Regions from separate parts of the Homo sapiens genome. Here region 2 is linked to region 1. A link is an interaction called in ENCODE POLR2A ChIA-PET data of the cell type or tissue named here. Cell type or tissue: K562. All regions are shown on one strand. Links, peaks and the distances in the headings refer to the core of each region. The heading gives the core; the rest is flanking DNA.

Region 1 (5,382 bases), core at 62-5,061:
TTCATCTTGAAACCATTCCTTACCTACCATCCATGGAAAAACTGTTTTCCATGAAACCAGTCCTCGGTGCCAAAAAGGTTGGAGACTGCTGGATTAGGGAATCCCAAATTTTGGGGGGTTTTTGAGACAGAGTCTTGCTCTGTAACCCATACTAGAGTACAGTAGGCAATCACAGCTCACTGCAGCCTCAACCTCCCAGGATCAAGAGATCCTCCCACCACAGCCTCCCGAGTAGCTGGGACTACAGGCACACATTCACCACACCCAGCTAGTTTTTTTGTTTTGTTTTGTTTTGTTTTTGTAGAGACAGGCATCACTTTGTTGCCCAGGTTGGTCTCAAACTCCTGGCCTCAAGTGATTCTCCTGCCTCAGCCTCCCAAAGTCCTGGGAATACACCCATGAGCCACTGCACCCAGCCCTAAGTGAAGTTATATCAAGAGGAAATTACTAGTCAGCTCTCATGTGTATGTAAGTATGCTTAGAATATATTACACAGACTAGGAGATCTGTAACTATTCAATTAACAGTGTGAACCAATTTATGAATAAATTAAGCTAAATAGTATTTAGCAGATGTCATAATTCCTTTTCTAAACCAGGGTCCTACTGCACTCCTGGCCCTAAGTAACAGGGCTGGAAACCCAGTCAAGCCACAGAATAATGCTCAGAGGACTGGGCACGGTGGCTCACACCTGTAACCTCAGCAATTTGAGCGGTTGAGGTGGGCGCATTGCTTGAGTCCAGGAGTTTAAGACCAGCCTGGGCAACAAAGTGAGACCCTGTCTCTACAAAAAATCAAAAAATGAGGCATGAGGACCGCTTGAGCCCAGGTGATTGAAGCTGCGATGACCCATGATTGTGTCACTGCACTCCCGCCTGGGTGACAGAGATGGACGATGAATGGAAAGAAGGCAGGCAGGCAACTGAAGGACACCCTCGGATGGGTTCACCCTGAGAGAGGGGCTCATGACTTGGAAAGTATTGCGGGGAGAAAAAATAAAATAGAAAAAAAAAAAAAGAATAATGCTCACAGAAGGTCATAACTCACTCTATTCAAAACTCAAAATGCTACTTGGGACACAGTATAAGGATAAGGGCCTTCCCATTATACCTTCCTATATTATTTGAAATTTCCATTAAAAAAAAAAAGACATGTATGGGAAGGTACAAACAGGCACCTGACGCCAAAACTCTCAAGCCTAAAAGCTCAGGAAGATAGGCAACTAACAAGATGTTTAATATAAGTTTGGCAAAGACTAAGATTAGTGATAACTGGCTCTAGCAAGAATGTGGAGGAAACAACATTTTCATATACATCATGTCTCAGTATCCATGGAGAGGACTGACACCAAAGCCACCATGGATATTCAAGACCCTTTTATAAAATGATGTAGTAGTTGCATTAACACCTATACACATCCTTCTATATACTTTAATTCATCTCTAGACTACTTAGAATACCTAATACAAATACTACTTAAATAGTTGTTATGATGTATTGTTTAGAAAATGACAAAAATAAAATTCTGTACATGTTTAGTACAGGCGCAACCATCCTTTTTTTTCCCCCAAATATTTTCCATCCAAAATTGGTTGAATCCATGGATGTGTAACCCATGGATACAGAAGGCTCACTGTCCTGGACATGAGACTATAAATTGATACAACTTTTTTGGAAAATGATTCAGCAATATTTATTAAAATTTTAAAAGCTTATACCCAGCAGGGTATGGTGGCTTGTAATCCCAGCACTTTGGGAAGCCAAGGCGGGAGGATCTCTTGAGTCCAGGAGTTCGAGACCAACCCGGCCAACATGGTGAAACCCCATCTCTACCAAAAATACAAAAATTAGCTGGGCACAGTGGCGCATGCCTGTAATCCCAGCTGCTCGAGACGCTGAGGCAGGAGAATCACCTGAACTCGGGAGGTGGAGGTTACAGTGAGACGAAATCACACCACTGCGCTCCAGCCTGGGCAACAGAGCAAGACTCTGTCTCAAAAAAAAAAAAAAAAAAGCATCCAAACGGAAAGGACAAAATAAAATTATCCGTTTATAGATGATATAGTCTTGTATGTAGAAAACCCTAAATGGTCCAGAAAAAAACTGTTAGAATAAATGAATTCAGCAAAGTAGTAAGATACAAAGACAATACAGGAAAATCAGTTGCATTTCTATACACTAAACAATGAACAATCCAAAAAGGAAATTATAAAAACAATCTCATTTTCAGTAGCATCAAAAAGAACTAACTTAGGGAGTTGGGAAAGGGGTTAAGAAAAAAAAAGGAAAAATTTAAAAAAATTTTTAATGAATTAACTTAGGAATTAACTTAGCCAAAGAGGTAAAATATTTGTACAATAAAAACTATAAAACATTACTGAAAGAAATTAAAGACATAAATAAAAACACATCCCATAATCATAGAAGTCTTAATACTGTTAAGATGCCAATAATACCCAAAGCAATCAATAGATTCAATGCAATCCCTATCAAAATTCCAGTGATGTTTTTTGCAAAATTAGAAATGCTCATCCTAAAACTTATATAGAATTTCAATGGCCAAAACAATCTTGAAAAAGAAAACAAAACTTGAGGATTCACACTTCCTGATTCCTACTACAAAGCTACACTAATCAAAACAGTATGGTACCGGCATACAGACAGACATATATCTCATATTCAAAAGAATATGAATAGAATAGACAGTCCAGAAATAAACATTCACATATACAGTCAAAAGATTATGTCCAAGGGTGCCAAGATCATTTAATGGGAAAGAATAGTCTTTTCAACAAATGGTGCTAGGAAAACTGGATATCCACATACAAAACAATGAAGTTGGAGCCTAACGTAACACTATATACAAAAATGAACTCAAAATGGATCAATGATCTAAATGTAAGACCTGAAAGTATAAAATTCTTAAAAGAAAACATAGCGCAAAAGCTTCACAACATTGGATTTGGCAGTGATTTCTTGGATATGACACCAAAGGCAAAAGCAACAATAGAAAAGACAAAGGGGACTTCATGAAAATTAAAAACTTTTGTGTGTCAAAGGGCACTATCAACAGAGTAAAAAGGCAACGCACAGAATGGGAGAAAATATTTGCAAATCATACATTTGATAAGGGATTGGTATCCAGAATACATAGAGAACACCTAAAACTCAACCACTAAAAAACAAAGAACCCAATTCAAAAATGGGCAAAGGATTGGAATAGACATTTGTCCAAAGAAGATATATGATGGCCAATAAGCACATGAAAAGATGCTGAACATCACTAATCATTAGAGAAATGCAAACAATGAGATACCACTTCACACCCATTAGGATAGCTACTCTCAAAAAAAGTAGAAAATAAGTGTTGGCAAAGATGTGGAGAAATTGGAACCCTTATGCACTGTTGGTGGAATGTAAAATGGTACAGCTACTGTGTTAAACAATATGGCAGTTCCTCAAAAATTTTGAAAAAGAATTACCATATGATCCAGCAATTCCCTTTCTGGGTATATAGCCAAAAGTAGGGTCTCAAAGAGATACTGGTACATCCATGATCATAGCAGCATTATTCACAATAGCTAAAATGTAAAAGCAACCCAAGTGTCCATCAATAGATGAATGGATAAGCAAAATATGACATAAAAATATACATACAATAAAATATTATTCAGCCTTAGAAAGGAAGGAAATTCTGACAAATGCTACAACATGGATTAACCTTGAGGACATTATACTGAATCAAGTAAGCCAGTCACAAAAAGACAAAATACTACATAATTCCTCTTATTTGAGGTAGTTTCAGGGGTCCAAAATCATGGAGGCAGAAAGAATGGAGTCTGGCAGGGACTGGAGGGAGGAAAAAATGGAGAGTTACTGTCTAATATTTAAAAACCTTCAGCTTTACAAGATGAAAAGAGTTATGGAGATGAATGGTGATAATGGTTACAGAACATTATGAATGTATATAATACCCTGAACTGTATACTTAAAAATGGCTACAATGATAAATTTTATGTTACATTTATTTTATCACAATAAAAATTTTTTTAAAGGCAGCTGGATATATGAGCCTAGAGTTCAGGGGAAGAAGTCTCAGCTTGAGATATAAATTAAGCTGTCGTCAGCATATAAACAGAATTTAAAGCCAAGAGACAGAATGAGATCACCAAGGGAACAAGTACAGATAGACAACAGGTCCAAGGACATGGAGCAGTTCAAAGTTTCAAGGTCATGGAAAACAGGACCAACCAAAGGAAATTGTAAAGAATGGCCAGTAAGGTATGAAAAGAACCAAGAGAAAGTGATATGTCCTGGAAGCTATGTGAATAATGTTTTCCAAGAACGTGGGAGAGATCAACAGTCAAATGATGCTGATAGATCAAGTAAGGTAAGGGACAAACGCTGACCACTGGAAATAATCTGAAAGCCACCGACGACCTTGGCAAGAACAGTGCGGACGTAGCGGAAGATGAATGCCTTACCAGAATGATTCCAAAGAAAATGGACACAGAGGAATGAGAGGCCGCATATATAGATAAATCTTTTAAGAAGTTTTGCTCTAAATGGAAGCAAATAAATGAGCAATGCTAATAGAGAAAGTGAAATCAACAGAATTTTTCTAATAAGAGAAAAATTGTTGCAGGATCCTTGGGGTGTCGCTTTTCTGGCCAGAAACCTCTGTGGCTGGTGGTGCCCTTGCCTGAGTTTTGCTCGGGTCTGCTGGGCTCATTCTGCCTACTTGGGCTGGCAGGCTGCACTCGGTTCATGCTACCAGCCTGGATCCCATGCCTGCCAACGGCAAGCCAGGCATGGAGTGGCAAGGGGTGTGCAAGCAAGCGAGCATGGGGTCGGACCACTGTGCACAGGCATGCTGCCTGCTGCAGTGGGGCGGGCAGCTCCAGGTGCCAGCATGGGTGCTGGCTCTCTGTAAGGCTGTGGCTAGATCAGGCACACCGCAAGCAGCTTCCATGGTTGCCACCAGGGAACATGGTGGCACCTGGAAGCTTGGAGCCTCCAGGAACCACAGGGAACCAAAGAGTCACAGCCCTGGCTTGGGGAGCTCCAGGTCTGAGCTCCCTGAAGGGCTGCAGCTCTTCTCTCCTCTTTATCTGCAGTATGGCAAGCAAGGGGTATGTTTCAGCCCTGTTTGTGTTACAGCTCTTTCAGCCTTGCCTTTCAGCAGGTCCCAAGTTCTTGTGCTGTGTCCAGGAAGAAAAGGGTAGGAAGACAAGTGGAGGGTGAGCAAGGCAAAGAGGAGCTTTACTGAGTGACAGAGTAGCTCAGAGGAGGCCCTGAAGTGGATAGCTCCTCTCTACAGGCAGGTCATCTCAACGTCTGCTCAGCTCTGGCTGAGCCCGAGGCTTTTACGGGCTTCAGAGG
Region 2 (5,380 bases), core at 381-5,380, 270 kb after region 1:
AACAAAAATTAATTACATGGGACGGAACTGATGAGGACTGAAATGATTTTAATGACTTTTTTGCTTGAAACGTTGCTTTTTATTATTATTTTCTTTCAGAGTTAAGAAAACTTTTTTTCTCTGCATTATCTGTAGTTTTATAGCAATTTGGTAACTTTTTGGTATATTTTGTGAGTAAAATTGAAATATTTATCTTTCTCTCTACCTGATATCTCCAGAATTAGGAAACTATTCATGAGTATTCTTGTTTTATGGCAATATTATTTATTTGTATAAGCTCAAGAGGAATCTGTTCTTGTAAAAGAACACACTTTTGGAAACATTGGCTATTAAAAAGGATGTACATCGGCCAGGCGTGGTGGCTCACACCTGTAATCCTAGCACATCTAGAGGCCAAGGCAGGAGGATTGCTTGAGGCCAGGAGTTCAAGACCATCCTGGCCAACATTGTGAGACTTTGTCTCTATAATAAAATTTTTTTTTAAAGTAAAAAAAAAAAGGACGTACATTGTATCAGTCAGGGTTCAAAGTGGGAAGCAGAACCACTAAGATATAATACATATCATCTATATCTATATCTATATCTATATCTATATATGTGTGTGTGTATGTCTATACATATATATATATTTTTTTAAACAAAGAATTGGCTTATGCAATGGAGGGGGCTGGTTAACCAAGTCCATGGTCTGTAGGGCAGACTATCTGTCAGGAAGGGAAGAACCAGAAAATGGAGAGCAGTTATAGACCCAGCTGCTGTTTGGAGTTTGACTCAGGGCATGCCCATCTCTTTATTATTATTTTTTTAATTTTTAATTTTTTAAAATAGAGACAGAGTTACACCATGTTGCCCAGGCTGGTCTCAAACTCCCTCAAGAAGTCTGTCTGGCTCGGCCTCCTAAGGTGCTGGGATTACAGGGTTGATCCACTTTGCCAGGCCTAAATCTTTTTAAAAGGATTTCTACTGATTGAGTCAGGCTCACCCAGGATAATCTTCTTAGATCAATGTCAATTGACCAGGGACTTGAATTGAGCTGTAATCTCCTCACAGCAGCCCTAGATTAGTGTTTGATTAATGACTGGGAGAAGGTGGGTATATCATACACAAGATTGCTGCCTTCTCTTTAGTTCTTCTAATTTAGCCTAACCAAATTGACATTCAGGCTAGATATGGTGGCTCATGCCTATAATCCCAACACTTTTAGGAAGCTGAAGCAGGAGGATTGCTTGAGTCCACTAGTTTGAGGCAAGCCTGTGCAACATAGTAAGACACTGTCCCAACAAAATATTTTTAAAAATTAGCCGATGTCGTGGTGTGTGCCTGTAGTCCCAGCTACTCAGGAGGCTAAGGTGGGAGGATCCCTTGAGCCCAGGAGTTTGAGGATGCAGTGAGCTATTGCTGTAGTCTCAGCAATGCACCAAGATGTAACAGTTTCTCATTGTCTGAGATAACACCTGGAGTTATTTGTCCCACCTCCAAGATGATTAAGGAGCGCAGACCCAAAGGTTAGTTTAGAACGAACGTTTAATAAGAGAAAGAAGAAAGCTCTCTGCCAGCAGAGAGGGGGACCTGAATGGGGTGCCCCCTATGAGGCTGGGGTCCAGGGTTTTTATGGACTGGGAAGGGGAAGGAATGTGCTTCGTCCCCCGACCCCGCTACCCTGGGGCTTGGCCTGGTACTAATCAGGAGCTGAAATGATGATTCATAGATGCTGCTTAGCTTGGCTCGGGACCTATCAGGAACTGAAGAGAAAGTTTGGCCCTGGACCTTGGCCCAGGACAAATCAGGAGCTGAAGTGATGATTCCTAGAAGCCGGACTTACAATCCAAATAAAGGAAAGTAGAGTGCCCACTGGAACCTACTGGAGCCCACTGTGCCCATACCCACAAAAGGAAAATAAACTTTTTTTTCCCTGGGAGCCCATTGACTATACAAAGGACAAAGGCATTTCTTTGTTCCTTTATGTGAGTGAGGAGGAGGTCTGTGCAAGTTTTTGTCCAAATGGGCTGGAGATTTTTCTATCTGTGGAGCCGTGGGCATGTCTCCAGGCACAACACCCTGTGCTAGTTCCCTTATTGGTGCCTGCCGCTTGAATTTTTTCCCAGGCTGCTTTTTATGTTATGTGGGGATGAGGCACTGACCCATGGGCTGGGGGTTCTCTGGGGACCCTTCCCTTGCTATCTACCTAATGCAAAATCTAGCTGACTCCTTTCACTATGATGGTGCCGCTGCACTCCAGCCTGGGTGACAGAGCGAGAGCCCTGTCTCTAAAAAATAAACCCTAACAAATTGACATTAAAAAAACTGTCTAATCTGTCATAGGACTGAGTTTAAAAGAGAAAAGGTGGCATGGTGCAGTGGTTCACGCCTGTAATCCCAGCATTTTGGGAGGCCGAGGTGGGCGGATGACCTGAGGTCAGGAGTTCAAGACCAGCCTGACCAACATGGAGAAACCCCGTCTCTACTAAAAAAAAAAAAAAGAAAAGAAAAAAAATTAGTCGGGTTTGGTGATGCATGCCTGTAATCCCAACTACTTGGAAGGCTGAGGCAAGACAATCACTTGAACCTGGGAGGTGGAGGTTGTGGTGAGCACTCCAGCCTGGGCAACAAGATCAAAACTCTGTCTCAAAAAAAAAAAAAAAAGTCACATTATTTATACAAGTATTTTATTTTCTACAGAAAGATAATTTGCTTTTACAAACTACCAGGAAGTTTTACTTGTTCATTCACTCGCTTAAATGACATTTTAGAGCACCTACTCTGTGCCAGACACAATAGTGTAGGCTGTACTCTCATTAAAAAAAAAAAAAAAAATTACGTAGCAACTGGCACATAGAAGGTGCTCAAATATTTGTTGAATGAATATGCTGTTAACACACCGGCAGTATTCACTTCCCTAATTTAATTTTGGCACATAGTATTCTCGTAGGCTATTATCATTTAGATGTAGTATGCATTGTGCAGCTTCAAACAGCAAAATTTCACATCTTTCTCCCAGCATACCACTAAATTCACACACCTTAACCTGTTTGATTTTGCCAAAGAATTCCTGGAAGTGCTGTGTCAACAAATAGCAAATCTAGAAGCAAGATAAATTATATTGCTGATTAGTTACAATATTTACAGGGTGTCACTAGGGGACATTTGAAGACTTGATTCTCTTGCTGAGAGTGTTTCCATAAATCTGTTTTCCAACAGATCTAAATTTCCAGTCTTGCAGTTTTCCACAGTTTGAAGATTCTAATTTCCTGGTCCCCTTCCCAGGAAAGGCAGTTAGGTTAAAACAAACAAACAAAACCTCACACCCCATTTACTTGAGTAACGAATTATTGTTGTGACAGGTAATCCTAACCCCTTGCAGCTTGGCAACTGCCTCTCCAGGCAACCTTCACCCAGCCCCTCCAGCTGGGGCCGCCACAGTTTCCATGGCGACGACGTTGTTTCCAACCGGTCAGCGACCGCCCTTCTCCAGCTACTCGTTTGAGAGCCGGTGGCGTTCCGGAGGTTTCTCCCTCGTTATCCCCCTGCCTTTCACCTGAGGAGAGGCTCTGACTGTCTCTCTCTCTCTCTGGCGTCTGCGCAGCGGGGAAGTAGTGAGAAACAATCAGGTACTTGTTCTCTGCTGTTCTCTTCCTTTCTCTCCCAGGGCAGGTATCGCGATTTGGGTGCCAACTTAAACACTCTTTCAAGGCAGGAATCTCCAAATCCTGTAGGCATTCATGGCAAATATAGTTGTTATCACAGTACAATTTTTTTTTGAGACGGAGTCTCGCTTTATCGCCCAGGCTGAAGTGCGGTAGCGGGATCTCAGCTCACTGCAACCTCTGCCTCCCAGGTTCAAGCGATTCTTGTGCCTCAGCCTCCTGAGTAGCTGGGATTACAGGCGCCTGCCACCACGCCCGGCTAATTTTTGTATTTTTAGTAGAGATGGGGTTTCACCATGTTGGCCAGGCTGGGCTCGAACTCCCGACCTGAGGTGATCCGCCCACCTCGGCCTCCCAAAGTGCTGGGATTACAGGCGTGAGCCACCGCGCCTGGCCCACAGTAAAATTTTTGAGCATTTACATGACATTTTATATTTGCCATGCATCAAGTATGCCTATTTTTTGCTTGATCATAGCATCACTTTCTTGGAAGGCAGCAAGACTAAGATATCATACTGATGTTTAAAAATATTAATGATTGGCTGGGGGCGGTGGCTCACGCCTGTAATCTCAGGACTTTGGGGGACCGAGGCGGGAAATCATCTGAGGTCAGGAGTTCGAGACCAGCCTGGCCAACATGGTGAAACCCTGTCTCTACTAAAAACACAAAAAAGTAGCTGGGCGTGGTTGCGCACCTGTAGTCCTAGCTACTCGGGAGGCTGAAGCAGGAGAACCACTTGAACCTGGGAGGCGGAGGTTGCAGTGAGCCAAGATCGCGCCATTGCACTCCAGCCTGGGCGACAGAGCAAGAATCTGTCTCAAAAAAAAAAAAAAAAAAAAAAAAACCATTAATGATGTTAAATATCAGCTTTTACTGGGAAGGGGATCATCCCTCAACAACTGGATTTGTTGTGGTGGTGGTGGTAGTGGTTTGCATCTCGGGAAAATTTTGCACCCAGAATGCTACAGCTGTAGGGATATTTACAGAGCATCTAATTCAATTCCTTAGTTTCATCCATTAGGAAACAAGCCCTGAAGGGGAACTGACTGGCTCATTGCTTCATAAGTGAGTTTTAGAGTTCTAACAGGAATCCCTGCCAACTTACCTCAACTGTCATTCTTTAGACTAATACCATACTTGGGAGGAAGATCCAAAAGTGTCTAGAATTTTACTTTTGGTATTGATATGTTAGATATGTTATGAATGTGTCGAGGCTTGCTGACATAATAATGGCTTTATGGACTTTTTCTCCTCAGAGTACAGAGTATTTTAATCTTTAGGGGATCAAGATGTCAGATGCAAACAAAGCTGCCATTGCAGCAGAAAAGGAAGCTCTGAACTTGAAGTTACCCCCCATTGTCCATCTCCCAGAAAACATAGGCGTTGATACACCAACACAAAGTAAGCTGCTAAAATACAGAAGATCCAAGGAGCAGCAGCAGAAAATTAATCAGTTAGTGTAAGTAGCATATTAGTAGATAATTCTTGCTTGGAATTCAAGTAAAATGATTAGTGTTCATATTCTCCTAAAAAGTTTTAACTGTGGAGGTTGTTCATGGGTAAAATACTATTTTCAAGTTAATTAGAAAAACAATTGAAAAGTAATTGTAATGGTAGCAAATATTATACACTGTACACTGACAGACATTGTTCTTATCGCCTATACTTCTTGCAACAATCCTATAAGGTAGGTACTATTGTTAGCTCCATTGTTTAGATGAGTATACTGAGGTAT

What was found. ChIA-PET counts read pairs that join two places held together with the same protein. Peaks named below come from ENCODE experiments on the same cell type or tissue, not always from the same donor. Only the 100,000 strongest peaks of a DNase experiment are listed, where the experiment ranks them.
Region 2: POLR2A ChIA-PET joins it to region 1 with 5 read pairs; 2 of 35 experiments call an interaction of 5 or more read pairs at or near these places.

The regions. Positions count from the first base shown.
Region 1 is chr3:57,809,728-57,815,109 of GRCh38, reverse strand. All of the region lies in intron 2 of SLMAP (sarcolemma associated protein), which reads right to left. Among named protein-coding and RNA genes, the nearest start is that of SLMAP, 56 kb to the right of the region's middle. In K562, for the core only: no CTCF peak of the experiment used is centred there; no DNase peak of the experiment used is centred there.
Region 2 is chr3:57,542,425-57,547,804 of GRCh38, reverse strand. DNAH12 (dynein axonemal heavy chain 12) reads left to right here and starts at 3,461. Exons shown (of 74, transcript NM_001366028.2): 1 at 3,461-3,608; 2 at 4,902-5,104. The coding sequence starts at 4,935. RefSeq lists an enhancer at 3,323-3,873. In K562, for the core only: no CTCF peak of the experiment used is centred there; a DNase peak (open chromatin) is centred at 3,414; H3K27me3 peaks cover 658 bases.